Linked DNA regions of Homo sapiens: region 1 is linked to region 2. A link is a loop called in an ENCODE intact Hi-C map of the cell type or tissue named here. Cell type or tissue: CD4-positive, alpha-beta T cell. All regions are shown on one strand. Each heading gives the region's core, and the rest is flanking DNA. Links, peaks and the distances in the headings are about the cores only. Region 1 overlaps EXOC6 (exocyst complex component 6). Region 2 has its middle 190 kb from the start of MYOF.

Evidence for each region. Peaks named below come from ENCODE experiments on the same cell type or tissue, not always from the same donor. Only the 100,000 strongest peaks of a DNase experiment are listed, where the experiment ranks them.
Region 1: it touches region 2 in a loop (4-fold over the local background); 6 of 110 quality-filtered maps call a loop at or near these places.

The regions. Positions count from the first base shown.
Region 1 is chr10:92,963,789-92,966,708 of GRCh38, forward strand. All of the region lies in intron 17 of EXOC6 (exocyst complex component 6), which reads left to right. Among named protein-coding and RNA genes, the nearest start is that of CYP26C1, 96 kb to the right of the region's middle. In CD4-positive, alpha-beta T cell, for the core only: CTCF peaks have their summits at 1,615 (motif pointing right) and 1,826; a DNase peak (open chromatin) is centred at 1,623.
Region 2 is chr10:93,287,551-93,290,470 of GRCh38, forward strand. No RefSeq gene overlaps it. Among named protein-coding and RNA genes, the nearest start is that of MYOF, 190 kb to the right of the region's middle. RefSeq lists enhancers at 940-1,713, 1,269-2,468, 2,023-2,523, 2,524-2,920. In CD4-positive, alpha-beta T cell, for the core only: CTCF peaks have their summits at 1,667 (motif pointing left) and 1,866; a DNase peak (open chromatin) is centred at 1,681.

The sequences.
Region 1 (2,920 bases), core at 299-2,798, 320 kb before region 2:
AGCAAGATAATCTTTTAGAGAGATTTCTAGAACTTTATGATACTTCAGTTCTTGTAATTCCTACAAGCTTTTCATGGCTTTTAACTTTTGATTTCTTAGTTCATTATGGAGCAGATCTTGAGCTTTGTTTTACCCAGAGTATTGATCAAATGGTAATCTGTGATTTGCATGCGTATAAGGCACAATACATATCCTAAAGCCTAATACTCTTTTTTAAAAAAAAAAAAATCACAGTAATATATAATGAAAAAACCTGATGAAAAGTAACCAGGTGAATTAGTGCTTTTTGCTAATTTAATGAGATGCTTAGCACACAAATCCCTCTTTTATTTTTTGGTTGATTTTTAAGTACTAAATGTAAAGAAAATAATAAAACAAGAATATAAAGAATAAAACAACTTCTTTTGATTGCCACATTAACATCTAAAATAAATAATGGAAATTATATATATATTTTTAAAAAATTATAATTTATTGGCTTCTCTGGCCATTTTATTATACCTTTTCCTTCATTATAACTAAATACTATTAATAAATTATATTGGTTAGTCTTATTTGCTTTTTCCCTTCTGCATTAGTAGTGACATTGGATAATGAGTTGGATGCTATATGCAGTGTAACTAACATTAGAAATGTTTAGGTCAAGATAATGGATTATTGGAATTTTGTTTATTAGAGCAGGAAGAAGTTAACTAGGGAGGACACCTTTATGGTGATAGCTCTAACTTTATCTATTGCCTACATATTTGAAGCCCATAAAAATATACATGTATTTCCCTTGCTTTAAATGAGCAAAATTAAATGTAACTTTTTTCTTAAATATTGAATAAATGTTTCTATTATAAGATAGTTGTATTAATCAGGGTTATTAACAGAAAATTGACAGGAACTGATAGAAAAAGCAACTCAAACTTTCTTAAACAATAAAGGAAAAATTATTGGCCAGTGACACTGAGATGTCCAAAGATAGGGCACTGCTGCTCAGTAGATGTCACCATGGATCCAGAGTCTCTCCATCTTTTAACTCTGCTTTATGCAATTTTGGCCTCATCGTCAGACTACTTATAGTGGCCCAGCAGTTCCCAGCAGCTCTAGGCTGTCTCAGTCTGGTAGCAAAATGACTGCCTGCTCACAGTCCCAAACCTCACATCGTCATGTCCTGTCATCTAAAGGAAGAGAAACTGTCTCCCTCCACCAGCTGCTGTATAATTTTTTTGTAAGAGGATGGGACTGGTAATTGACTTAAACTTAGCAAGACCCAACCTTGGAGCTAGGTATCAGTTCAGTCTTACCCAAATGAGATAGCTGTGAATGGGGGCAGGGTGATTTTCCAAAATGTATTTAGGAATTATTCCAAGAGGGGGAATGGACAATAGACAGTAAATCGTATATGTTTACTAAAATCTTTAGCTATTACTACTTAGCTTTTATTCAAAACACACATGTTTATGCTCCAGGAGGTCTAGGTGGAATTTGTGCATGTATATGTTTTAAAAAGTTCCTCAGGTGGGTTCTGTTGCACACCTATGGTTGGGAACCACAGATAGTATATTTAATTCTTACACATTGAAATTTTTTTTAAAAGTTCTCAAATTATGCTAGATACATTTCTGCCTCCAGAGGGCACTATTTCCTTAACAAACAAAGGAAGAATTACTTTGTTTATAAACTGAATCCTTACATTTTATTTAAGAGTTAGCTGATATGCTGACTAGAATGTCAAGAGTTGATAATGCTCTTGACCTCCTGGTAAGGTCATAAGATTGAGAATATTCTGGGTTCAACTGTAGAACTCCCGAAGAAGTTCTAACTAATTTCCTTAGCAATTACTAAATCGTTAGTAATCATTAGTAATCATCTCTTAGGAATGTCTTACCAAATAATTTAGTGTATTCCTATGTATAACTACAGGAAAAGTTACATTGAAAGCCTTTTCTATCTTTTCTTTCTATCCTTGCTCCCATTTCTTTAAAAAGAAAATATAGTGAGCCAGTTCATGCAGCTATAAAGATCAGACACATATGTTTTCTAATGATTATATTTGTCTGGATTATAAAATAAGCAGAATTCTTAGTCCTTAGAAAAGTCCTTTCAACTGTTGACTTTAATCATATTCCTGCTCGGGAGTGCTGTCTGAAATTTTTCTTTGACACAGTACAGCCCGTGATTCCCTGACATAGATTTATTTGCTTCCTATTATAGCCCGTGGAAAGCATTAATAAACCTTAAAAAATATTAGGTACCCTTCCCCGAAAGTTTTTTAACATCTTGAGAAAAGGTTATTTTAACTTAGATATTTTATGGGAAAAGTGGAACCTGCTTGTGGTGTCACCTCAGAAAAACAGACTTATCAACAAAGTTCTAGTGACAATAACAAAAAGCAATAAATAAATTTTTATGTTTTCCCTTTTATTTTTGCTTAGTTCCTTTTAGAAAGTGGTGTTTTCTGAACCACTTTTTCCCTAAACGTGGTCTAGAAAGCATGTAATTATAATTATTATTATTATTATTATTATTATTATACTTTTAGGGTACATGTGCACAATGTGCAGGTTAGTTACATATGTATACATGTGCCATGCTGGTGTGCTGCACCCATTAACTCGTCATTTAGCATTAGGTATATCTCCTAATGCTATCCCTCCCCCCTCCCCCCACCCCACATCAGTCCCCAGAGTGTGATGTTCCCCTTCCTGTGTCCATGTGTTCTCATTGTTCAATTCCCATCTATGAGTGAGAATATGCAGTGTTTGGTTTTTTGGTCCTTGCGATAGTTTACTGAGAATGATGATTTCCACTTTCATCCATGTCCCTACAAAGGACATGAACTCATCATTTTTTATGGCTGCATAGTATTCCATGATGTATATGTGCCACATTTTCTTAATCCAGTCTATCATTGTTGGACATTTGGGTTGGT
Region 2 (2,920 bases), core at 319-2,818:
GCTGTAACGTTCTCAGCATCATGTCTGCCTGGCATGGCACTCTTGGTAATGATGAGTATATCTTATTGTCATCATAGAGCTGGGTATGACAGCAGGTGCAGATACGCCTTCTCTTTATTTATTTAAAGCTGAGTGCCTCTCTTGTCCCACATTCTAGAAAGTGCTAGGGATAGAAGACATTCTCCCTGCTTCCCACTTCGTATCCACTTGATTTGGTGCTTCAGTGAAAGAAAAGCCAAGCAAACCTTTCCTTGATTCCAACCCTGAGGTGCCTTCAGCCTCAGGTTTGTTTCCCCCGCAGAGCAGCCAGGTAACTGCAAACAGCCCTGGTGTTTTGGGGTGCTCATCACAAGCAGGAGAAATCCTCTGCCTGGAAATTACTTTAATTTGCAGTTGACAAAAAGGTAAATTGCTGGCATTTTTTGCTTGGAGCCTGGAATGTAACCTTGCATGGCTGCCCCAGACATTCCAGGTGGCAGCTTCCATTAGCCAGCCCAGATTTCTAGCTTAAAGGAGGGGGAGAAAAAGAACTTCAGTAATTTTGCAAGGGCAAACCCCTCAATCATTATTTAATTCTGCCAATTTCTTTCCTTCTTTCTTTTCTTTTCCTTTCTTTTTCTTTCTTTCCTTCTTTCCTTCTTCCTTTCTTTCCTTTCTTTCTTTCTCTTTCTTTCTTTCTCTCTCTCTTTCTTTTTTTTTCTCTCTCTCTTTCTTTCTTCTTCCTTTTTTTTTTTTTTTTTTTTGAGGCAATCTTGATCTGTTGCCCAGACTGGAGTGCAGTGGTGCGATCTCAGCTCACTGCAAACTCTGCCTCCCGGGTTCAAGCGATTCTCCTGCCTCAGCCTCCTGAGTAGCTGGGATTACAGGTGTGCGCCACCACGCCCAGCTAATTTTTGTATTTTTAGTAGAGACGGGGTTTCACCATGTTGGTCAGGCTGGTCTCGAACTCCTGACCTCGTGATCTGCCTGCCTTGGCCTCCCAAAGTGCTGGGATTACAGGCGTGCACCACCATGCCTGGCTAATTTTTGTATTTTTAGTAGATACGTGGTTTCACCAGGTTGGTCAGGCTGGTCTTGAACTCCTGACCTCGTGATCTGCCTGCCTCGGCCTCCCAAAGTGTTGGGATTACAGGCGTGAGACACCGCGCCTGGCCAATTCTACCAATTTCTATTCCTTCAAGTTCCCTGCCACTCCTGTCCGTATGTACAGCAGAGCCAATATGGACATCCCGTCACAAGGTCTGTTTTCCTTTGCTTAACCTTCAATCCTGTATTATGACAGTCTGCAGGCTTGTAATTTTTCGTTGCATGAGAGACTCCTTCCTGTGATCTACCACTGTTTGATTTGCGACTCGCTATGGGTCATGAGAGCAGGCCCTTCTGTTTTATTCCTTTGCAGGATAACTGGGATGCGGTAGGCTTTTAGTACATAATTGTTGAAGGAATGAAGGGGCGAATGAATGCGTGAGTTCCAGCGTTTCCCAAGGCCAGAGCGTTTTTGTCTGTCTAGTCATAGATTTCCATAGCATTCCAGAAGGAAGGGCATCGTTTAGATGCGGTGCTGGTCGCCTTCCACTTAAAATATGTCCCAGAGATGCCTGTCTGGGGTGGGGTTCCATGGAATGCAGACTGAATGGAATGCCTTTTAGGCCCGGTGAGAACCTGAGGCCACTGCTGCCATCTTGTGGACAGTATTTGAAACACAGGAGACGTGATGGCCGTTTCTCCCAAAGAAACCTTGGCTGATTCTATTACATGATGAAATATTCTCCTTAGCAGTGCATTAGGCCATGTTACCAGACCCATCCTTAACCTATTTGTATTCCTCTGTTGAAATAATAATAATATAATAACAACAACAACAATAACTCCCATTTGCTGAGTTTTAGGCACTGTGCTAGTAAGAGAACCAGGATTTGACCTCATCCCATCCACTCTGGACCCAACTTTTGGCCATTTCCCCACACTCTTTCGTTTTTTGAGTTCTTTCTCTTCTTTCCCTTCCAACTCTCTACTGTGATTATGTATCAGTCCCTGTAGTCACATCTTGTCTCAATGATTTGCTTATGTGTTTGCCTTTCCAACAAGACAGTGACCACCTTGATGACTGGTCAGAGCTGTTGAGTACAGGGATTTCATTGACCTCTGTGCACCAACTATGCACCAGGCCCTGTGCTAGATTAGGAGTGTGTGAACACACGTCAAACTGGACTGTAGGCCTTCCCAGTGTACGTGTGCAGGGTGTGTATAAAGCCATGGGAGAGACGTGGAGTGTGTTTCTGGAATATATTATAATTGAAGATGGACAAAGGCAGTGGTGGAGAGATTGGTAATTTAATTAGTTATTTACAACCTCGTTTTTATATAAACCGGCCTCCCCAGCACTGCTCAGGTGAACCTTAACCATTATTATTATTTTTTTGAGACAGAGTTTCGCTCTTGTTACCCAAGCTGGACTGCAATGGCGCAATCTCAGCTCACTACAATCTCCACATCCCGGGTTCAAGCGATTCTCCTGCCTCAGCCTCCTGAGATCACAGGCGTGCACCACCATGCCTCGCTAAGTTTTGTATTTTTTAGTGGGAATGGGGTTTCACCATGTTAACCAGGCTGGTCTGGAACTCCTGACCTCAGATGATCTGCTCGCCTCGGCCTCCCAAAGTGCTGGGATTATAGGCGTGAGCCACCGCGCCCAGCCAACCATTATTGAATTTATATGTACAGACATTTCTTTGCTACTTACCCTGGAGCACTTGACACAGAGTTGCTTGAATGTGAAGCAATTTATTTGCAGCTGGGGATGTAAAGGGTGGAGGAGAAATAGCCTCTCTCTTTGAGACTCTCTGGAATGGAAGGGAACACAAAGTGAATATCACATATGCCATATAGCCTCTATTTTAAGTTGGACTGCCCCCAACGT